3 separate regions of the Mus musculus genome follow, and all the other regions are linked to region 1. A link is a loop called in an ENCODE intact Hi-C map of the cell type or tissue named here. Cell type or tissue: heart. All regions are shown on one strand.

Region 1 (8,000 bases):
CATATCCCACCCTGCTCCCAACAGGGAATGAAAATTTTGACCTAAATTTGCTAGCTTGTTGAAAATGATTCTATCTTTCTTGTTACAAACTCACTTGAAGAAAAACTGTAGAATTTTGAACTTAGAGAACCAAAAATTATCTTAAAAGAATGGATTTTTGATCATTTAAATTCACATCATATTTCTTTTCCTTTGTCTATCTGGTGTTCAATGATTTAAAAAAAAAAAAAAAAATCTAGCCTAAAGCTAACCAGCAATCTGCCTAGAAAACTTGTCTTAACAAGCTAGGAAAAAACCAAAACCAACAACAACCAAAACAAAACGAAACAACAACAGACCAATAGCCTTACCTCTGTTACAGAAGAAATATACACAAGTATTAACTTTATACAAACAAGGTTGAAATGGGTGGGGTCCTTTTATTGACGTCCAGTTGTCACTGTCATTGGGAAATGTTACAGGCAGCTTCCAGTGTGTGTAGATAAATTAGGACGAGTGGAAGTGCTGAGTAACGATGCTACTTTCTGTATACCAGCTATAAACGAAGGCCTGAAAACCCTGAGCCATGTACTTGAACCGCTAAAACAAGGGGGGAGGGGAGCCCAGAAAACTAAGAGAGAAACATGTTGAGATGGGAAATTAATGAACAGAAATGGCATTCAGGCATGTCAAAAGATAAAACAGATTTAGTTTTTGGAAAGAGATCTAAACCTAGTAAACAGGGCCAAGTCTCATGAATTGCAAAAATTACATCATGTACAATCATTTTAGCAATAAATTTATTTTAACCATCGATAACTAAAGGTGGTTATTTTAGGAGAACGGAGTCAATACATTTGTTTTCCTGAAGCAGGCAGGGGCAGTATTGTGCTACTCCTGAACTTCATAAATATTCATTAATTTTTAAAGCACTCTGGTTAGCTTTGGCTATTAGCTATACAGATATTTTGCCCTTAAATAAAAATAATTACAATAATTTCATTATTTAAAATGTAACTAGCAAAACCAAAAAAAAAAAAAAAGACTATACTTTCATTAGTAAAGTATATAATCATTAGAGAATATATATATTTTTTCAAAGGATTCTGTTCTAATTGAATTCCTGGGGTAAAATTCTAATAACCATACTGACTAAAATAACCTAAATGTAACCGAAAGTAAATTGAAAATACTTTTTAAGTCTTTTTTTCAAATGAATCTCCACTTTCAAGAATACCATAGTGACCCAATTACCTGTGACGGGACCCAGTTGTTTGCCATTCTTCTGCATTGCACCCCCAGTATTTCATAGTAGACTGTCTTCACAAGCCCAGTGCCTCCCATCCCCAAAGAATCCAGTGAACGGTTAGTGATATTTACCTTACAAAGTAACCAAAGCCAGATGCGCACAGAGCTCACGTCGCTGAATAAAGAAATTGTTTCCTTGTGATCACTCTTGAAGGAGAAACAGGAAACTATGGAAATTATTCTAGTGAAACTAGGAAATCGAAGACAGAAACGCCAACTAGTTTTATTTGTAAATAAACCCAACTGTATGAACCATGCATACCTTATTCTGCTAAAGCCCTTCAGCCTTTATAAATCAGGCTTTTTACACTATGACAGATTAACAACCAGGAGGAAATATTCCTGCATATGGAATCATAGATGGAGTCCTCCACCTCGCCTCGATTCACAGCTTTCATTGTGGTACATGTCGAGTCACATTTGTAGACTATGAAGAAATAAATAAATAAGATTAAAATATAACCTTAAGAAAAGAAGTCTGGATAATTGAAAATTTTTTGAAGCAGGGCCAAAGGAGAAAAATTCACTCTAGAGGGCAACTGTATATTCAGCAAAACACATTTTCCCTTGTGCTTTGGGTGTGGCTTCTATGTGTGGGACTACATATGTGTGAGGGCATCCTGCCTTATGATTGGAGTTAAATCTATGTATTTGCCAAAAGCACATTCCAGGCCTGAGAAATGCCTCTGCTACCCAGAGTCCTTAGGTTGGCATTCTGTCCTCCGTGGTCGTTACTTGGTTTGGTCCATGTCTGAGGTAAACTGAGCCCTGGAGGCTAGTACAACTTCCTTGTTTAGGTTAGTTTGAAAAACAAGAAAAGTGTCTTCTTGTTATTGAAGATCCACGCCTACAGGCTAATTTTTCTAAACACATAGTCAGCAGACCAGCAAGAAGAAAAACTTAGCTCCTGGCTCTCTAAGTGGATTCAACTTCCTCCCCGTTCCAGCAAGGGTAGAGTTGGATAATTTCTCTTCGGAGATGTTTATTTCCACTCAAATTTATTTTTGAGGATAGGGAAGAATACTGCTGTCTCTTCTGTGGATACGACTCCAATTCAAGGAGCCAGGCTTTGGTCTGCCCACTGTTGAGACACTGGACCCTTGTGGTTACCCGTGTATAACCTTGGAAATGGGGGGGTATCACCCCCATTATCTAAGGTCCTGGATTTGAATGCAGTAGCTCTAGCCCCCAGAAATTAAATCCAAAGTCAGGATCAGCAACTCCTTTCATCAGCCCCTTGCTGGAAAAACTGTGGTGCCCAAGCTTCAAGAAGGCCCATTCCCTCTCAGTTCTTTCAGGCCCACCCAAACTGAGCAGGATGGAATGTCTAAACGTATGTATGAAAGGGAAAGGGTTCATCCCAGCTGCCTTGTCCACTCCTCACCCTAGCTTTGGGGGTAGCACCAAGCATCTAAGTGGGGAGCAACTGTAAACCACAAACACCCAAACCAGGTGCCTGGCAACTTAAACTATAGAGGAGAGCTGAAAGGGCACGGAGTCTGAAGTTTAGAGAGTTCATCTTGGTATCTGAACAGACCCACTAAGGACAGAAATGGTTATATCCCAGGATTCCCCTTGTGTGGCAGTGTGAAGTCTCAAAATTCATTTTATGACCTCAACGCCCTTTATTCCGAAAAAGGTTTAAACGTCCTGTAAGAGTTTTAAATGCACAGTGGGCATAGGCGGTGGGGAGGCACTCTTCTACTTTGCCTAGCCACTGCTTTCAAATAACCTTTGTGGCGGGGCTAGGATGCAAAGCCACCTTCGCCCAACTGGTGCAACCTCAAAAACAAGCGGAAGCCAACAGGCTGCAGGACCAATCTGCCGCTCGGCCCCAGTTCTCTCTGCAAGCCCTCCAGCCTCCAGCCCCAAGTGCCCCGCAGCCCCTTTCTCACTGCCCACTCGAGCAGGTCCCTGCCCCCCGCCCCAACCCAGCCTCTAGAAACCCACAGTCGCTCTCAGAGCCCACCAGCAAATTCCCAAAAGCCCCCAGCCTTTCCAGGAAAGAGAGAGGGGGGAAAAAAAAAGACCATGACATCACGGGCAGGTTTATTTGGGTTTGTTTGTTTGCTTGTTGGCTCGATTAAATACTCGTGGAAGGTGAACGTACCCCACACAGGAGAAGTTTGATGTTGACAAACTTCTGGTGGCAGCGAGACTGTGTCAGCACAACTTCCGGGATAATGAGAGCTGCTTTGCAGGGAGCGCGGCAGCGGCGGCGGGAGGCTGCCACAGGACGGAACAGCAAATGCTATTCAGCCCGAGCAGTTTCAAGCCGCCCGAGCTGGGGAATTACTGTAGTCGAGCTTCGGCTCTTACCACCGGCGCTGGATCTGGGCGCGCGTTAGGGGGGGAAGCTGCAGGCACAGGGCGCCGAGAGGGGAGCTTTCAAGTTACTTTGCTCCTTGCCTGCACCCGGCAGAGGCTTGCAGGCTGCGTGGTAACTGCAAACATCTTGTTCCCTGCTTCTTTGGGCGGCTGCCCTGGAACCAACCAACTTTTCTCTCCCCCAAAACTCCCTCTTTGTTTCAAATAGGACTCTCCAAAATTTATTCTTGGGAAGACTGACAGCCGGGGTCAAGAAACAGCTGTTGAAGTTAATGTTTCTTCCTCCCACTTCGTCTGATGGTTGTGCCCTGCCAAGACAAAGTGAGAGGCACTGCCTGGTGGCTTCTTTAAACAGACATGCATTTAGCCACCCCCCAAAAAAATGTTTTAAAATGAGGCGGGGAGGGGCACGGGGGCAGTATATTTTCCTGCCTCACATACAATCTGATCAGAAATGCAACAGCATGTGTCTTTCAACTTGTGTTGATTACTTGCTGAAAAGATGCAGCAGATTTTAGTTTTGAGCACTTTGGGCATCAGGGGTGGGGATGAAGGTAGGGGTGATTGGCACTTTACATTTTAGTAAAGGGGATTTTTTTTCCCTTCGGGCCAGACCCACTTGACCCTCTAAGAGACAGAATGGCCTGGGAGAGGGAGAAAAGAGTTTTACTCTTTGGCAAGATGAAGTCACAATGGAAAATTCAAATTGTTGTGCACAACCAGAGCTGGCATAGAACTTGAGCAACCATTTTTATTTGGAGATGACCATAGCCTAGCTTAGGGTGCTACTGTGTCCTAATATCTTTCAGTTCTTCTTTCAGACCAGGGGCTCCTCTTCCTTTCCCTAACACAAGTTGGTCGTCACCCAGAAGGTATTCTAGAGCAGGGGGCTCTCTTCAGGGTGAAGGTGGACTAGGTAACCTTGCATCTCTTGACATTCAGAGAGCTGAAGGGTTGTGAAAGGACTGCTCAGGACTGCTCAGGACTGCCCTCCTGAGAGTTGCCATGCCCTGGCTGAGCAGTGATGTAGATGGGTGAAGGGGAACGCCATTCTTCCCACACCGGAGAACTAACCACTGTGCCACCTGGCTTGTTCTCAGTAGGGCTCGTTGGGTCAGATCCCACGAAGACTTAAAAGGCTCCCTCTACATCACCAGGTTATTCCATCACCACATGGCAATGCAGCTCCGCCACAAACTGCTATTGCATCAGCCCCAGGGATATTTTAGGAAGCTCTCAAGCTGGGTCCAGCAATGCAGGCATCAGGACCGCACTGCCAAAACCAGAGCTGCTGGACAGGTGGCCGCAGTGCCTTCTCTATTCTCTGTCAACCCTGTGCTCTCTCTTCAAAGCAGGCCGGTCTGCTTGGGGGCTTCCTTCCCCTCTCTCTGCCTGGATTCAGACCCAGGAGGAGATAACCTATCAGCCACTACCTTTGTTTTTCCTCCAGCCCCTTTGCTGTGTTCCAGCCCTTTTTCTGATGTTCTCGCCATTTCTGCCTATCAGGGGCACCCAGAGATCTTTAGTAGTATTTGTTCCATACTATCTGAAAATGAACTGGCTATACTCTGAGTCACAGCACCATACACATAGCCTCTAGCTTGGATGCTTGTACATCACAGGCTGCTTTGACTTACATGAACTTTTCTCTCCCCACCCCACCCCCGCCCCACCCCCAACCGTTTCCCTCCCAGCTTGTCTAGTACCAGGGTAGTGGCCAAGAGTCAGTAGACCCTTAGTAAGCACCCTGTTTTCCTGGTCTCTGCTAAGGCAATCCAGGAGACAATTGACTTAAATTCCTTCCGCTTTTTTGTTCTTCCTCAGAGAGACCAAGGCTCAGCATTTAGCAGGGCCGAAGCAGACCCCCTCTCATTCTGGGGTTGTAATTCTCTATTGCTGGCTCCTGTAGTTTTATTATGGGCTCCCTTTTTCTAAGATGGCAGACACAAACCGTTAGTGTGGAGGCCTGAAGCACTACTCTTTAAAAAGGCTTCCTTGTGTAGAAATGTAACCTTAGGGCAAAGTAGGCTCAGCTCCAAGAAAGGCACATTTATCCTGCCACTGGGAACACAAACCTGAGTCTAACCTCTGGATGGTTCTAAGGGCTGGAACTGTGAGCCTTCATGAGGCAGCATGCCTTCTGTCTGAAGATGGGGTTCCTGTGTTTTGGTAGGTGGGGGGACAGGAGAAGGGAGCAACGAAGGTGGAGGTCCTTCCCTGGGCTGTCCAAGGAACTCTACCTGCAATCAAAAGAAAAGAAATGTGTTTTAATGAATGACTCCCCAAATCCAAAAGTTCCAAAAGCTCTGATAACTCTATATCTGAGTCAGGGCATCCCAAGGTGGGTGATGTTTGTACTGCTTGCCTGTCCTTAGCATCCCAAGTGGAATGGCCCTGAACCACTCTGAGGATCTTGTCTGTTTTTGATGGTTTGGGGTTAGAACAATTTTTCCAAAGGTGACGATAAAAAGACACAGACTCCCAATTTACCACAGAGGCTATCGGATTTAAATCAGATAGTGTCATTAAGAGATTCACTGGCTGAGTCTTTTTCCAAACAGATCGACTGTGAACGAAGTATGGTGAGGTCAAGAATCTAGCAACTTAAGTCTGGAGTTGCTTTTCTCCCTGTGTCTTGTAAATGCTCACTTACACTTTCAAAAGCAATAGTAATCACAGCGTGGCTTATCAGATGGACATTTTACCATTAATGATCTCATGTAGACAGGTGTAAAACTGGAAGGCGGGTATTTTCTCTGTAGGAATTTGGGCTCTGCCTGGGTTAAGGGAAAGCAAGATATACCTAGTTAGAGACGATGAATTTGGGATCAGAAGTGGTAAGAAAGACCTGAGTACAGTTCCCATGAAATCTACATTGGATATGGGTACTCACCCTCATAGCCCCAAGAGCTGGAGTTATCAGAAGTCAGCACAGGCTTCTAGTCCATGCTTTTGAGAATATTTTCTCAGAGAAGGAAGATCACGGACAGTGAGGGAAGTAGAAAAGAGGACAGTTCCTCAGATGGCATTTGAGATTGCAGAAGGTGGACAGAAAGAAAGATGCACCTGGAATTATCTGCCCCTTTTTTCCTTAAGTGTAGGCAGGAGTTTAACTTGAGTTAAAAGGCTCCCTGTTATGTCTCTGTTGGTTTCTCCTCCAGCCACCCCATCCACACTCCAGTTCTGGTTTTGGGCAGAGCTGTAATTGCCCTTTGTATGGGATCACATGAAATCCTGTGCTGGTTTGCTAATGTGGGAAAATGTCTACTACAGAGGCGAAGACCACCAAACTAGTTTCATTACTACCCAAGGTGCACGTAAATCCAGCCCTTTAGTGGTGGGCGACTGGCCCAGCTCACTCTTCCATGGTGCTCATTAAAATGTTATTTACATTTTACAATAAGGTCTCAAGCCATGAGTTGGGACTTTTTTTTTCCCCCTCTTGGCAAATAGAAAGGAATACTTCTGTGACATCGGGGCTGCAAAGTTTTAACTTTTGCTCTGGTCCTGCTGGTGATTTGCAAATCAAGGTCATATCCTTTTGGAGGGAGCTTTCTCCCATTCCAGCTCAGAGAAGTTGTGAGGGAGGCAGAACAAACAAGAAGTCTGTGCTCACAGACGTATGCTTACCAGCCAAAAATATTTTGACTTTTACTTTTCTCTTAGAAATGAATTTAATGTTTATCAAGAGAATAAGAATCATGAATGCTGAAGAAAGCATGTCGTCTGCTCAGAACCTGGATGGGTGGTGGAGGCCCTTCTCTCACACCCACCACTATAGGGCCACATGTCCCACTCATTTGGGGACAAACCATGTTCTCTAGATGCTTATCTCAAGAAGTCAAATCAAATTAACATTTTAATGATGTGTTTCTGGCATTTTTAATGAGAAGGATAAGTCTTGTAGCATAAAGCAATGAAACTAAATACATTTTTTTTAAAAAAATATGTATATAAATGTATCTTTGCTGGCTCTGGAAATTAAGTTTCCTTGAGTTCTGAGACAGTAAAGAGCTTGCAGAATCTATAAAACCATAGGATGTTTCACCTGTCCAAGACAAGCATTAAGAATTACTTCAAGAGCCAGTTTGAGAAGTTTTCCCTGATATCCTTGGGAAGTCATTTCTCAAATGGCAATAGGCCAAACATCTAAGACCTCTGGAGATACTTGACATCTTGCCATGTGCCATCACAATCAAGTCCTAGATGCAGTATTCTCGTCTGAGTTTCCCTGACTGCCGGTAAGGGGCATGTGTGGAATAGTAAATGATACAACTTGGTGTTACGTGAGACTCTAGCACGCCTAACTCCATTCTCAGGGAGACAACATGGGGGAAATGCATCAAAGACAGCATCACCTTCCCTTGTCAACTACCTGGTGACAC
Region 2 (8,000 bases), 81 kb after region 1:
ATGTAAACTGTAGTTCTTTATAGACTGAGTTCCACAAAGAAAAAAGCTTATGTGTGTACCTTCCACATTTATTTTAGTGCCCAGTCATGATGGGTACGCAGTACAGATTTGTACCTTTCTCTAAATTTCTTTACAGGAGTGACTATTTCTTTGAATCCTTTCTACTGTTTAGCAAAATACCATATAGCACAATGCTACACAGTACAGGTATTAAATGCATATTTGGTGAGTGTTCTAATTAGCAGGCTAACTTAAAAAAAAAGCTGAATGTTAATTGACCAGAAGTCTGGAGATACGGTTTTATTCTACTCCAGAGCAGTCACCTAAGCCATGAACTACAAGCTAATGTTATTCACAGGAGAGCAACTTTGCCTGGCTGCCTATGCTGTTGTGATATTAGCTATGCAAATAAATATTTTGATTGTTCTTTTGGGAGGAGAGGATTACTTGATGACTGTCTCAGAGTATATGTCAGCTTATTATGAGGAGGAGGACCAGTAGGCTTCGTGCACTGATGTTCCCCCACTGCTGTAGCTGATTCAGAGAGGGAACTATGTCTAGCCAAAGATAAGAAAGAATTTCTTCGCTGGAATCCAGACCAGACATTTTGGCAACTCCCTCTCTGCAAATGTGACTAGATGACATCACAATTCCCACTGTCATCCACAAGCCTGTGAAATTCAAAACGATGTCACTACAGTGAACAACTGCTACCAGGGGAATAAAAGCTGTTGAATTTGGTGTTGTATTCACCATTGGCTGCATTTTTAAAAAGAGCTCACGAGTAGACACAGAATCGACATCTTGGGTGATGCTGACAAATATCATCCTGCTCTTCTGTTTCACTGGGCTGAGATGTCATGAAAACTCAGTTAAGTAAAAGGCACCCCCCCCTCTCTCTCTCTCTCACACACACACACACACACACACACACACACACACACACATACACACACACACACACATTGCATTACAGGTTGCAAGAGATGAGAATGGAATGATTCCAAAGGAGCTTGAGTTCATAGCAGTGCAGCCTGGACAAGTGAACCAATCTGGTTGTGTGTGGTTACAGACCCAATAGGCTATGACCAGATCTACAGAGGAAGGAATAGTTACAGCTATTTTTTCAACAGTCAGAATGTACCAAGCTCTGGGCCAAACCCAGTATAAGTGATTCCCGCATGACTCTCAGAACAACCTTAATACATATTGAGTAAGATTGTCTTGGTTTGCAGTTGGTGAAACTGAGGCACAGAGAGGTTTAGAGACTTGCATAAGAGCACAGAGCTGGGAACTGATGGAGCAAGCGTATCCAAAGCCACGTTGAGGAGGTTCAGCAAATGGAGCTACAGTTGAATTCCAGACACATTAGCAAAGAGCATTCCCCAAAGCAAAGGACAAATTGAAGTAGGAATTGTGGGGCTTGGAGACCGGACTTGTCTTCTCCATGGTGTGTGCATCCAGCTGTAGGGACACCGTGACGTCTGGGATCACATAGGTAATTTGCAAGTTCATGCACTAGGAGAGGAGGTAGAAATGCATCCATAAGTATAATCTGCCAGGGCCAGGGGTTATAGGCACCGGGAGGCTGGCCTGAATAAACTCTGAGGGAAGAGTTCACGGGCCTATAAGCAGTATGGAGAAGAGAGCCATGATGAAACGTATTACTAAAAAAAAATCTGCTGACATGTGCCGTTTGTTTCCTTATTGTCAGCAGCACCGAGTCCCTTGGAACTCCAAGCCAGGTAAATCTGTGACTGAAAAATAGAGGGAATGTTTTTCTCTTGTATGTCCTGCTCACCCAAATTCTGCTAAATCAGTTTGGATACTGGAGCAATAAAGTGGACTCAGAAACTTTACCATCTAAGCAGGCGCTGAGATTTTTTTGTCCATTCTTTTTTCTTCCTAAGAATGTAAAAAGCTCTGTTCTATGAGAGTGGGTAGAGGGCTGGCATGAATAGTGGGAACATGAAAAGGGGCTAGGATGTTTAGAATCATTCAGCTAATACTTATTGTTATTGTGTACTAGATGCTGTCCTAGATCTCCCGTGTGTGACTATAAAGAGAAGAAGAAAGATCAAGGGATGACTGAAGATGTGGGATTAAGCATATTTTAGGGTGTTGTATTAGACATCTTTCAGGGGCTCTCAGAGAATATATCTCTGGAATTAACATTCCAGAAGTCTTGAATAATGAGAACAAGCAGAGGGAAAAACATTCCAGGCAAAGGAAACAGTTAGGGCAAAGGCCCTGGGGCTGGAACCTGGGAGGAGGAAGAAGGAACCGAGCCTTTGCAGTTAGCCACACTGGGACTCTGAAAAGCACATCTGAAGTCATCCCTGCTCACATACGATGCCAGGAAACCTCTCCAACCCTTAACTCTCTGGTACTCCTTCTCCTTATTACTGGCATTGTTCTTGCTAAGTAACTTAAAATTTCCACCTTACAAATTAATTTTAAAAATTGCTTGGCGTATAAGCTGCCAGATAACAAAAATGCAATAACAGAGGTCATCGATAATAAGTAAAAGATATAGATGACAGGTTTCAAATCACCTTGGCCACGGCAGTGGTGAGGTTTGGAAATGAAAGGCTGAAAATCATGTACTATTTATTATTTTAATAAATCTGTCTTGATGTCAATGTAATCGAATGTTGCCACAAAATAATGGACTCTGCCGTTACCTAAATGTTGAGGCCAAGCTCTGATGTTTATTTCCAAGACAGGAGACATTGATCCCCTCACTAATAGAGTATTACAAGTTTATTATGCTAAGTAACCAAAGTTGATTTCATTGTTTGATTTGATGGATGTCAGTGCTGTCAGAGTTCAGAATGGTCTGGGTCCAGAAGGACACTAGGATGAATATTTTTTTCTCTCTCTCCTTAATTAGGCATCCTTGGAATTCACTCTAGGACAAAATCAATAAGAGGAAAACTTTGGGATACTTAGTCTCCAGGATCTTTCTGTGGGCTTCCCGGGGACTGGGATTATTTGGCCCAAGACTGTTCTCCCTTGAGACCAAAATGAGTCTGAGGCCAGACAGTGTGTGAGTTGGATGGGGCCCCACTGAGCTGGAGAGACAACAGGAAATGTGATGAGAGGAAAAAAGACAACTATAACAATAGAAGGAGGAAGTGAAGCCATAAAGCAAGAGAAGGAGGAAAAGTAACTGTGAGTTACACAAAGGCCAAGAGGAAAGGAAAACCAGACAGAAGCACATAGCTAAACAACACAAGTTCTACAGGGAAGATTGCAGCCTGCTGACAGAGCTCCAGGATACCTGGTCTTTGATTTTATATTTACCAGTCCCCAGAGGAAGGTCATGTATGGTCGGATGACTAAATGGACAGAGAAACACCCAGCTTCCTCTCTTCCTAAGGGGAATGTGAACTGAAGACTGCCATATTAAGGCTTTATGTATCATGGGCCATACAGACACGCAGATGTAAATATTATCTGAAAGAGGAACAAACAAGATAATGAGTGCAAAGACAAAGGAGAGTCTACTGTTTCATTTAGTAAAGGAAGAAATGTATCTCTTTTAAATAGGGAAAAAGAAACAGTTGTCATTTCTCCTCATTCTCTGTCTCTGTCTCTCTGTCTCTCTGTCTCTGTCTCTCTCTGTCTCTGTCTCTCTGTCTCTCTCTGTCTCTGTCTCTCTCTCTGTCTCTGTCTCTGTCTCTCTCTCTGTCTTGTTTTTTTGGAGACAGAGTTTCTCTGTATAGCCCTGGTTATCCTGGAACTCACTCTGTAGACCAGTCTAGCCTTGAACTCAGAAATCTGCCTGCCTATGCCTCCCAAGTGCTGAGATTAAAGGCATGGGCCACCCCTGCCTGGCATTTCTCCTCTTAGTATCTTATAGCGAGCCATAGCGTATCCTTCAAAGTAGTAAAAATGAGAAGTAATGAGGAGCCTGCCTAAGGACGAGGCTCAAAGGTAGCAGACTGACTCAGGATTATTGCCCAATCAGAGGACTTAACTTCAGGAGCTCAATACACCCCAGCCCACCATATTGAAGCAATAGCTTATGCATTCTGCTCTTATGTGCTTAATCTAACCTGAATTCAGAGATGCTTGCCCTTCCAGAAGCTTATGATACACAATGGACTAAATGTTACAGACAAGGGTGGTTGTCATGGTCTGTGTGACAGATTCCTGACAGATCATGATAAGGCAACCTGGGAACAAATCACAATCTTGTCATTTACTAGTGTGTGAAAGACTATTACAGAAACAATGCCTGCATTCAGGTGGACGCAGCTCACTCAGTAGAGTACCTTCCTAGCATGCATGAAGCTCTGCTATTTGAACTTAGTTATGCATAAATGTGGCAAGAGTGATGTGCATCCCTGTAATCAATACCTTTTGGTATTGCCATCTACTTCTGGATTATTACTTCAAGGTCATCCTTGGCTACATACTGAGTCTGGGGCCAGTCTAAGCTATGTGAGACACTGTCTCAAATTAAAAAAAAAAAAAACACGAACAAACAAACAGTTGCTAGGAGAATTAAGTAGAAAGGTACCTGGCATACTTTTTGAAATGTTTGAGTTAGCGCATGAACCTGTAGTATGGGATACAAGAATGGAATTTCTTACATGGCTGAACCATAGGGTGCTTTTAGAAGTCTAACCACTTTGGCTTACAAAAATAGAGGTTTCCAGTGTAGCATATTCCCACTAAAGCTCCTTATTTCTTTCACATTTTGTCCATTTTCCAACAGTTAGAAGGAAAAAAGAAAGAAGAGGAAAAATAACTGAGGAAAACAGACAGGCGCAGGAAAGGGTGAAGGGGTGAAGGCTATGTTCAGTGTTGTCTGGGTCTTTATACTGACTGGAAGCTGAGCTGAGATCAGTCAAAGTCCCCAACCTTCTCACATCCTGCGGTAAAGGAAGCTCTCTAGCATGTACCAGGGTTTCTGAGGTAACACCGTGGTATGTATTTCCTTGTGCTAGAAGTGATAAACACTTCCTTGAAGAAAAAGCCCAACTGTACAACAGAGCTGACATGTCCTAAGAGGATCCAAGGCTGTGGCCAAAACCATCCTGAGCACTGTTGATCCAGTTTAAAAGAATGCAGGATACAAAGGGAATCAAAAGAGGGAGTTGAAATCTGGAGGTGACGCTTCCAGAAGAATGGTTGGGAAAGAGCTCAGGCCTGGGCTTGAGACCACACTCCTCTCTAGACCAGGTACCTTCCTCACCACAAGGAACTTTACCTATCTTGCTTCTGGAAACAGGACCAGACTGGCAAACCAGGAGAAATAGATAGAGCGCTGTTGTATCCTCTAATTTCTCGGCACTTCAGGATCAAAGATTATTCCAGAAGCCAGAATCCTTGTCAAAAACTACCCCTCACCCAGAAAGGACAAACAACATGAACTCTAAAACAGTATTCACTAGTGTAAATGGTGAGTTTTTCCTCCTCCAAGAACCAATAATTCTAAGGTTTTAGAGAAGAACAACATAGAACCCTGAGATGGAAATGTATCCTTTCCTAACTATCTTAACTTTCTTAACCTAGGCTCCTCTAGCCATAACCAATGTAACTCTGAGAACCTGGAAGTAGCTCTCAGGCATTTGTCCTGCTAATTGTCTATGCTTCAGCACCAAATGGCAAGGGGCACCTCTGCCCCAACCTGTTGCTGCTGCTCCATTTTCTTTCCAACTCCTCCTCTTCGGTCTTCCTCTCCCTCCTTCCCCTCCTTCTTCACCAGCAGAAGCCTGGAGAAAGCACAAGTTATAAGGGATCTCATAGCTGCGCAATATAGTAGTGTAGTGGAAGAACTGCCCAGTCTAGGCTCGAAGCTTATATTCATATTAACTGAGTCGTGTTTTCCTTGCATGGGCTTACTTTGGTTGGAGATTTACCATAACACCCACCTTTAGAATTTATGTTCAAGAAATAAGGTCCGTGGAATCAGAAAACTTGATGACAATGAATGATAAACATTTTTTGTCTAATAATGAAACTATACCTGTATCACCTAAAGATATAAAGGGATAATTTGGATGCACGGTAATCAGTATCCCAGAACACACACAAGTCCCCAGGGGCTACTGTACTGTGTATGATACATAAGATGCAACCCAATTGATTTCGGAGACCTTCCCCCGCTCTGACACAGGATCTCATGAAGCCCCGTTGGTCCTGGACTGGATATGTAGTTGAAGATTGCTTTGAGCTACTGATTTTCCTGCCTTCAATTCCTGAGTGCCAGGATTACAGACATGTGCTGCCATAGCTGTTTTGTGCAGTGCTGGGAATCAAAGTTAGGACTTCCTGCATGTCAAGCAAACATTCTACCAAGCTACACCCAAAGCTCTTTAAACACTTGAGAACCCCTAAATATAGTATTCAAGTGCTCTCTATATCTCTGGCAAGTATAAATGGCTAAAATCAGATTGTTTATGGTAGGCAATGGTAAACAGTTTATTTGGTGTAGCACACTTATTCTCCATATAACTAAGTAAGCTCTTACTTACATATAACTTACATATAACTAAGTAAGCTCTAAGGCTGGGGTAATTTGCCACAACCCATGTATTTCTATTTCCAACAGAAGGGAGCACACTGTCTGGAGAGTGACACAGTCCACCTCCTGATACTGGGACTTTTGATAGCTTTGAGTCTGCAAAGACATACTATTGGCATAACTGTACTAGGTGAAAGATGATTGTGAAGAGTTAGGAATACACACACACACACACACACACACACACACACAAAATACAGTAACATCATTGAATCAAGAATACTCTTTGGCACACTTCCTATTATATACTCCCAACATTTAATGACAAACTCCAGCTAGTGAACACTGTAACACTTGGAAATTGTTTTGCAAAATGTGCTAAAGTGTATGAAATTGCCATACATGGTAGTATAGGTTTTAATTTAAAAAATTTCCCTTCATCTTCAGGCTATCTGCAATGTTTTATATCAGGATAATTTTATCCCAAGTTACTAGATTTCAGATGGTTGCTGATATTAAGAAACGATCAGGCGAGGGCTGCAGTGGTGAAGAACAGGTATCATTCTTGGAAAGGATCCAAATTCAGCTTCTAGCACCCATGTCAGGCTTAGAGCTGCCTATAACTCCAGTTCCAGGGGACCCAACACCTCTGGTCTCTATGACCTTTTGCACTTACGCGCACATTTCTACATAACAGACTCATATATGTGATTAAAAATGAAACATATTTTTAAAAAGAGAAAGCCTAGGTTTTTAGAGGTTTTTAGAGTGGAACTGTTGGAGCTGGTAGATCTGAATCCCCCCTCCAAACCCACTGGTCAGTGTTTATGAATATGTAAGTTGGAATTTTAAAAATCCAGAGCAATAGGTTAAGTAAACAGTCATTGCCTCAGATTAACAAATGTTAAACCACCATCAGTGTGTGAAATGTTAATTGGAGGCCCTTTTCATCTCATTCTTGTCTAAAGAGCCAAATTTGTACAGTATTAAAGCTGCAGATTTTCTCCTGCAACCCCCCCACCCCCTACCCCCCACCCCCACCCACCCCCAGGCACCCGGTTACTCTGGTCTATGGCATTTGAATATTCAGTGAATCCCAGCCTGCTGGTCTATCTCCCCCCAGTGAACTTTCATAAGGTAGTTTGAGTGACAAAAATAAAATAAAATAAATCTCAGAGTCTGTTCACATTCCTCTGTGGAATAGTCACTTCTGAGAGAAAGAGGTGTGGCTTTGTGGTCTGGGATGCTCAGCCAGGAACGTGGGGTTCTCTTATTGGAATTGGTTTTGTTTGTTTAGTATCTCAGATTATGCTCACATCTTTCTGTCAGGACTCAGTTTACTCAGTTTAGAAAACAGGCTATAAAAATCTTTTACTAAATATTGAGTACTAATGAATATATTAAATGTTTTGTGATAGAAAAGGATGTGGGCACACCTTAGTTATTTATTTTTAATTTATTTTTATTTTTTTATTAGATATTTTCTTTATTTAGATTTCAAATGTTATCTTCTTTCCTAGTT
Region 3 (8,000 bases), 440 kb before region 1:
TTTTAAGTAAGATAATGAAATTGGTATAATGTAGCAACTCAGAAGTACAAGTGGATTGAATATTCTTGGCCCATAGGGAGTGGGACTGTTACCAATAAGATCCAATAAGAAGTACCAACTGTAGGTCCTTTACTATTGGCTGTGCTGGCTAGTTTCATAGCAACTTGTCATCAGCTAGAGTCATTTGTGTGTTCATTATGTATTTTACACACATTTATATACTTAATATATTCCCATTATACTACTTTTCCTTTTGCCCATAGTGTGTGTACACTCATCAGGCAGGATTTTTGATCTAGTTTTCTCCTACAGATGGATTTTATATGAGTACCTCAGCACTGTGTGCTCTTCTAGACATCCTAAGTTCAATTCCCAGCAACCACGTGATGGCTCAAAACCATTTATAATGTGGTCTGATAGTCTTGAATGCATGTGTGTATGCAGATAAAGCATTCGTATACAAATACAAATATGTACGAGGCTGAAGAGATGGCTCAGTGGTTAAGACTTAGCTTCTCTTTCAGAGGATCTGAGTTCACTTCCCAGCAACCACCTGATGGCTCACAGCCATCTGTCATGTGATCAGAAGCCCTCTTCTGGGGTGTCTGAAGACGGCAACACTGTACTCCTACATACAATAGATAAATTTTAAAAAGATCTTTTACTGTGTAGGATTATTTGGCCTGAATGTATGCATGTACACCATGTGTGTGCAGTGCTCATGCAAACCAGAAACGTTGGATCCCCTAGAACTGGAGTATATTAGTTATATTTCTATTGTGGTAAAGATCAAGAGGAACATGGGGAGCAAAGGGTTTATCAGTCCATCCCTGAGAGAGATCAGAACAGAAACAGGTATAAGCCATGCAGGGGTTCTACTTACTGTGTCAGTCATTCTGTTTTCTCATACAAGACCACCAGCCCAGGTTGGCACCACCCACAAGGGCTGGTCCCTCCCACATCATCAATCAAAAAAAATGATCCACATGTTTGCCTACAAGCCAATCTTTATGTAGGTGTTTTCTCAATTGTGTTCCCTATCTTAGATAATTCTAGCTATGTCAAGGTGACAACCAACCAGGTCATGGAGTTATATCTAGCTGTGAACCTCTATGGGGTTGCTGATAACCAAACCTGGGTCCTCTGCAACAGCAAGTGTTCTTAACAGCTGAGCCCATCCCTCCAGCTCCCTAGTCGTCCACTCAGTCACAGCTGAGGACAGTGGGGTTTTATACTGTTTATGAAACATCCCACAGTGGTGAGGTTCTGTGGGTAAATGATTCTCTTAGTCTGTTTTGCTTTGCTGTGCAAAACACCAGAGACACCTTATAAAGAAGAGCAGCTTATTCAGCTCAAGAGCATGACGCCAGCATTTGTTTAGCTTTGGTGAGGGTGTCACGGTGGATGCCATCTCTACAGAGGGAGTACAGGCAGCTGAGAGATTCAGAGCAGTTAATGGGTCTACGTACAACAATATATTTTTATGAAAACTAGCCTCTAATGTCCTGCCTGATCATTCCTGTGTGAAAGCAATAATCCATTCCTACAGGTGGAGTCATCTGACATAATTACTAGGTCTGTGGTGGTTTGGATAAGAAAAGCCACCATAGGCACATATGTTTGAATTCTTTTTTGTTGTTGTTGTTGTTGTTGTTTTTGTTTTGTTTTGTTTTTTTGTTTTGTTTTGTTTTGTTTTGAGACAGGGTTTCTCTGTATAGCCCTGGCTGTCCTGGAACTCACTTTGTAGACCGGCTGGCCTCGAACTCAAGAAATCCACCTGCCTCTGCCTCCCGAGTGCTGGGATTAAAGGCGTGCGCCACCACGCCCGGCTATGTCTGAATTCTTAGTTACCAGGGAGTGGCAGTACTTGGAGGGATTAGGAAGTGTCCCTTATTGGAGGAAGTGTGTCACGGGGGGGGGGGGGGGGGATGTGGGGAGGGGGTGTGGGGAGGGGGGCGTGGGGTGGGGTAAACTTTGAGGTTTCAAAAGCCCAAGCCAGGTCGAGGGGCCCTCTCCCTTCTTCCTGTGGATCCAGATATAGAACTTTCACTTACATTCTCTAACATGTTCTGCCTGAGGGCTGCATACTCCTGCCATGATGAAAATGGACTAAATCGCTGAAACCGTAAGCCAGCCCCAGTTGAATGCTTTCTTCTATAAGAGTTGCTATGGTCATGGTGGTCTCTTCACAGCAACAGAACCTAGACCAAGATAGTTCCACCTTAACACCCTCAACACTACCACATTAGGAACCAATTTCTTCCCAGCCCCTGAATAACCCTGTGGGGAACAGACCATGTCACCGATCCTTCCTATGGAACCTGTAAACTGCACCTGTCCATTTTGCTTTGGTTGTATTTGCTGGCTTGATTACAGCCTTTGGCCCAAAGACTCTGGTAAATTTACAATCCAACATGGGTTTGAAGCCCACCATCAGGGATAAAGGAAGAGGTCAAAACTCCAAAGTTTAGGGATTGCAATGTTCAACGATTGAAAATGGAGCAAAAAAAAATTTAATAATCAATGGACAAGGTCAAAGAAAAATGTCTGTATCCATAGAAAGAAATGCCACAATGTTTATAATTTGCGTTAAGGACCTGGAACAAGTGAAGAACTAGATGAAGCACACACACCACCATCTAGGTGTGCTCATTCTGGCTTTTAGGTATGGGAGGGATCACACCAGTCTCCATTTGTATGCTTTAAAAGTTCCATAATTTAGAATTTTCCATACATTCTGACTGGGTAGCCACAACACTAGCCGTACAAGAACATCTGTATAGCTGCAGAGTATGTGGACCATCAGTAAAATAAAGACCTGGGGACAGTCAAGTGACAACTGCCGGTAGTACATTTATTTATGTTCTTTGCTTGAGGTAGAGTTTTGATAGCTGGGCCTACCTGGCTTGGCAGTCATTATGTAGCCCAGTGTGCCCTTGGACTCATGGCAATCCTTCTGCCTCAGCCTCTTAAGTGCTGGGATTATAGGCACTGGTAGCCTCACCTTTGTAGATTAAAAACTCACTGACTGTGTCCTAATGGCTACTTTTTTAATGTTATCGTCCTTCAGCCTCTGAACAAATTTCTCTCCATTCTATAAGCCTACATCCTCTGGCTCTGTAATTACCGATGAAATTCAAGTCTGCAACAGATACTCATTGAGTGTGCTTCACCAAACACTACAGATCTGTTTAACGGTGGTTTCCTGTTAACACGTCTCGCTGCCTTTGCTAGCATTCTTCTTTGTAACTAGGAATGGCTTCAGGACATATAACACTTTTAAAGAAATCCAAGAAAGTGTCACAGAGCTAAAGGTTTATTATCATATCGATTGATTTGAACACAGAACACATGTGGGGTTGGGCTCAGTTTTAATACTTTACAAAAAGAGGACTAACTCTGAAGGCACGGGCAACAAGACCACTAGATGTCGCTGCTGACAACATCAAAGGAAAAGCAAGGCCTGTGATACTGTTTTAAAGATCACGACCAAACTGAGGACTAAAAAGCAAAACCATTTATTGATACACCCTATAAAATCCTGAGGCAGAACATGAGCATGTTATCTTACACATGTAATCCAAGCACTCTGGAGGCTGAGGCAGGAGAATTACCACGGTTTTGAGGTCAGCCTAGGTTACACATAATTTTGAGGCCTCCTTGAGCTACAGTGTGAGACCCTGTATTAAAAACAAAAAGTTAGATGTAAAGTAAAATAAAATCATGTTACAGTCCACAGACCCCGAGAGGCTAAGTAACAAGGAGGATTCAAGGGGGTCGGAAAGGAACGAAAGGATTTCCCTGGGAAGGGGAAATAGAACAGATTTCACAGGATGACTGGGTGTGGGAGGGGTTGGAAACAGGAGAGATGAAGGGGAGAAAATACTGGGGGACATTTTAGGGAGAGGTGGAAACCCAGTGCAATAAAAGCTCCATGGAATTTACCAGAGTAACCCTACCAAGACTCCAAGTAATGAAGGACACGGGGCCGGAACCAGCACTCTTCTGTAACCAGGCACGACCTCAAGAGGAGGGACAGGGAAACCAGTCCAGCCATACAACCTCTGACCTACAGTTTATTCTGCCTAGAGAGAGTTCTAGGACTCTGGAGCCTAGCGAATTCATCATCGAAGAGACCAGAGGGACTTCATCCAGCAACTGATGGCAGATGCAGAGTCCCAGACTCAAACATTAGGCTGAGCACAAGGAGTCCTGTGGAGAAGGAAAAGATTGGAGGAGCCAGAGAGGTCAGGGACACCAAGAGAACACAGCCCACAGATTCAGCTGATTAGGACTGATGGGTGCTCACAAAGCTCAGGGAGCCCGGTCTGTCAAAGGTCCTCTGCATATATGCTATGGCAGAGTAGCTTGATGTTCCTGCGGGAATCCTAAGAGTGAGAGCTGGGGCTGTCCCTACCTCTAGGGCCCCTTTCTTCCTACAGGGTTGTCTTGTCCAACTTTGATGTGCTTGGTCTCCTTGTAGCTTGTTAGGCCACGTTTGGTTGAAGTCTGCTCTTTTCTGAGGGGAGGCAGAGGGTGGAGGGAGTGAATCTCAGAGAGAAGAGGTGTGTGGGAGGGCACTGGGGGAAGGGGAAACTGTGGTCAAGATGTAATAAATGAGAGAAAACAAAACAGAAAACCAAACCCTCAAACCCAGAGGGGCAGTTTCAGACTAGTGTCCATGAGAATAGCCAAGGCTATGGGCATAAGAATATTTAACTACAGCCGAAGTCCTCCTGCGAAAGTGACATTAACTCACTGGCCAACAGAGTACCCAAGCCATGACATAGTCTTTGAAGTGGAAAGAACTAATGTGCCCGTTCACTTTTAGATCTCTGCTCCTTGAAGTTAGAAATCTGTCTGGATCACAAACCAGCTCATACCTACCCTACCTCCACAGACACATACATGTACATCCTATGAAGATTTTATACATATTTCTACACAGACTGCATGTACAGCCATGCTGCTGGAAGACAGCTCTGTCAGGTGACAAAACCACATACATGACTTAGCCTCATGTGCGGCAGGCCGTGCATCTCCTTATGATTCTCATACCTAACAATGCTTTGGGGTTTTTTTTTTTTTTTTTTTTTTTGAGAACAAATACACATCCCACCATTGAGGACAAAAGACTGACCCAAAGCAGAGTTCAAAAATAACAACACGTTTACTATGTGAAGTACATTTGATATGTTCCTTTGAATGTGGTCTTTATTTTTAAAATGACTATCACCAGAAGCCAGAGATGAGGAACCCAACCTTACTGCTCTTAACAGCCTCTGCTCTTCCCACTGGCCAGAGAACAAACACCATCTCCATTGAGGCCTGGGGCCTCCTTGGTCCATCCGAGAGGATGAGAGGCCAAAGGTGGTGCCTCCTCCTCCTCCTCCTCCTCCTCCTTCTCTTGATAGAGTCTTACCATATAGTCCTAGCCAGTAATATGCCATGTAAATCAGATGGTCTCCAACTCAGAGATCCTCCAGCTCTGCCTACTGAGTGCTAGAAGACTCCTCCTTTTTTTAATTGAAAAAAAATGTTGTTCATACAATATATTCAGATCATGCTTTCCCCCTCCCTGGACTACTCCCCCCACAACTCCATGTCCCCCTTTCTCTCTCCCAATAGATTTGTCAACTTTAGTTTCTGTTTTCACATATTGAGTTTATTTTTGTTGGGAATCTCTGGGAATTAATGGCATGCATCATTATGCCAGACCCCCAAAGAGTGTCCGAACCTTCAATAACTTACCATGAACAAGAATCAATGAGAAGGAGCAGCCACTGGAAGCTCCTAATGAGTCAGGCCCCGTGGCACAAGCTAGTAGTCGCAACTACAAAGGAGGCAAACACAAGAAGATCAAGAGTTCAAGACCTGCCTGGGCTACAAAATGAGTTCAAGTCCAGCCCAGGCAACCCTCCCTCAAAGAGGCTGAAAAACAGCACGCTTACTATGTGCAAGGCCCTTAGTTCAATCCTAGTACTGAAACAAAGAACAAAACCCCAAACAAAACCTAAAGTAGTCCTGAGCTGGCAGGTTAACATCCCAGAGCTTGTTAGCACACGAACGAACGAACGAACGAACGCACGCACGCACGCACGCTCTCTCTCTCTCTCTCTCTCTCTCTCTCTCTCTCTCTCAAGAACACAGGCTTGGGAAATGATTTGCTGAGAAATCTTTGTTCATATTAGTGAGGGTGAAGGGCAAACTCCCTTGCAGAAGTTGCAAAGATGCTAAGTGGTAAACAGTAAAGTGCCCAGCCAGCACAGATGCAAGCTCTGGTACTAGCAGGGATATGTGCAGATCAGCATTTTAAATCTACTCGGAGTTCTTCTCACAGTTCAACCCCTTTCTACTTCTCCTTGCTCTGAGCGTTCAGTCCTTACCCTGCAGAGGTAGCCTGGGTACCTTCCTGGAGCACCATCACCTTGCCTAGTAGAGATCCCACGTTCAAGGAGCCACCTCTGCCCATAGCAGGCAGTTTTTCTTGCTGTGACAAGACAACTGGGATTAATTTATAAGGGAAAGGTTCATTTTGATTCATTGCTCAGGAACTGTCAGCTGCACTTGGCTGAACTCAGCCTCTGGCAGAAAGCAGGAAAGCAGGTAGATGCAAGGAAGAGAGCATAGAGGGGACAGAGAGCTAACCTGTGGTCTTAGGTGTTGTCCTGTTGCTGTGAAGAGACACTGTCTTAGTTAAGTCAGTGCAACAAAGAAACACTCCTGATCCTTCCAAATAATGCAGTCCCTGTGCGCCTCTGGGGGCAGCTTTCATTGCAGCCACCACATTCCTCTCTCTGGCCTCCAACTCTTTTCAGCTTTGTTGATTGCAACACACTTCTTTGTCTTGGGCTGGTTCCACTCCTTGTTAGCAGCTTTCCCCGGCAGATGTCCTAAGACTCTGGCATCTCCAACATCTGTGGTCTCCAGGGCAATCCAGACTTCACCATCACAGCTTCATCAAAGAGCCTCTCTGGGTCTCCATGTAGGGGCACCCATGCTGCATGCCTGGCCGCAGCAGTTTTCCCTAGACACAGAGGGAGATTCCATAACCCCTTACTTGTATCTGTGACTTTAAAGTCAGAGCCACATGGGTGAAGCTGCCAGGTTCTGCTGTTAGCTCAGGCTGGAGCATGCCCCACTGGTTCAGATATATTTTCACCAGCTTTATTTTGAAGGCTTCCTTCACTGTATAAACTTGGTTGTCCTGGGATTCAAAGTGCAGACCAGGCTGAGTTCAAACTCAGAAATCTTCCTGCCTCTGCCTGCGAGTGCTGTGGTTAAAGGCTCGGGCCACCACATCAAGCCCCAAGCTTGCTTTAGTTCCTTTTCACAAATTGGAAATTTAGCTGAGTAGGGTCTTCAGGTCACCACTCCTTTTAGCACCGGGGTTCTTTTAGTTTCATCAACCCATTTATCTCCTTAACACAGGATTTATGAGCGCTAAAGTTATGTTCTACATTTTACTTCCTGTGCTGAAGAGATCTATAAAACACAACTGCCTCTATCTAACCTGCAACTCCCAATTGTCCAAGGACAGACAAACCTGTAAGAGCCTCTTGCCTACGGACAGATGCTTTGTGGAATGCTGGTGGCTGTTTATGTAAGACATGTGTTTCAACTTTTGTAAACAAGGTTGGTTGTCCACCTATCTCCAATGACATACCTCCTCCAAGAAGGCCACACCTTCTAATCCTTCCTAAACAGTTTACCAACCAGGGAACAAGAACTCAAATATGTGAGCCATAGGGACCATTCTCATCCAACCCCCCACAGATGCTTTGTAACAACCAGCTCCCACCAGAACTTGATCTAGTTCTTTGAGATCTGAATCAGACCCACTTGACAATCTGTTTTCCTCTTAAACAGCCTACCATTTCTCAATACCACTGGGAATTAAAATACAACAAAAGTGTCAAAGGTGATGAGCCTTATTCAAACCATAGCAACCATCTTGTTGAAAAAAAAAAACCACCTTTAAATATTATTATTCTTATATA

The links. Peaks named below come from ENCODE experiments on the same cell type or tissue, not always from the same donor. Only the 100,000 strongest peaks of a DNase experiment are listed, where the experiment ranks them.
Region 2: a loop joins it to region 1, with 4 times the contacts of the local background. A loop is called at or near these places in 30 of 42 quality-filtered maps.
Region 3: a loop joins it to region 1, with 3 times the contacts of the local background. A loop is called at or near these places in 3 of 42 quality-filtered maps.

The regions. Positions count from the first base shown.
Region 1 is chr13:91,367,502-91,375,501 of GRCm38, forward strand. A830009L08Rik (RIKEN cDNA A830009L08 gene) reads right to left here. Exons shown (of 3, transcript NR_045161.1): 2 at 5,691-5,855; 3 at 1,489-3,923. Among named protein-coding and RNA genes, the nearest start is that of A830009L08Rik, 17 kb to the right of the region's middle. In heart, CTCF peaks have their summits at 843 and 4,888; DNase peaks (open chromatin) are centred at 3,560, 4,850 and 6,810; H3K4me3 peaks cover 1,836 bases; H3K27ac peaks cover 4,445 bases.
Region 2 is chr13:91,448,522-91,456,521 of GRCm38, forward strand. No RefSeq gene overlaps it. Among named protein-coding and RNA genes, the nearest start is that of Ssbp2, 8.6 kb to the right of the region's middle. In heart, no CTCF peak of the experiment used is centred here; a DNase peak (open chromatin) is centred at 3,040.
Region 3 is chr13:90,926,610-90,934,609 of GRCm38, forward strand. It overlaps Gm46434 (a long non-coding RNA gene), which reads right to left and starts at 5,072. Exons shown (of 2, transcript XR_001781017.1): 1 at 4,418-5,072; 2 at 3,301-4,212. In heart, a CTCF peak has its summit at 3,422 (motif pointing right); no DNase peak of the experiment used is centred here.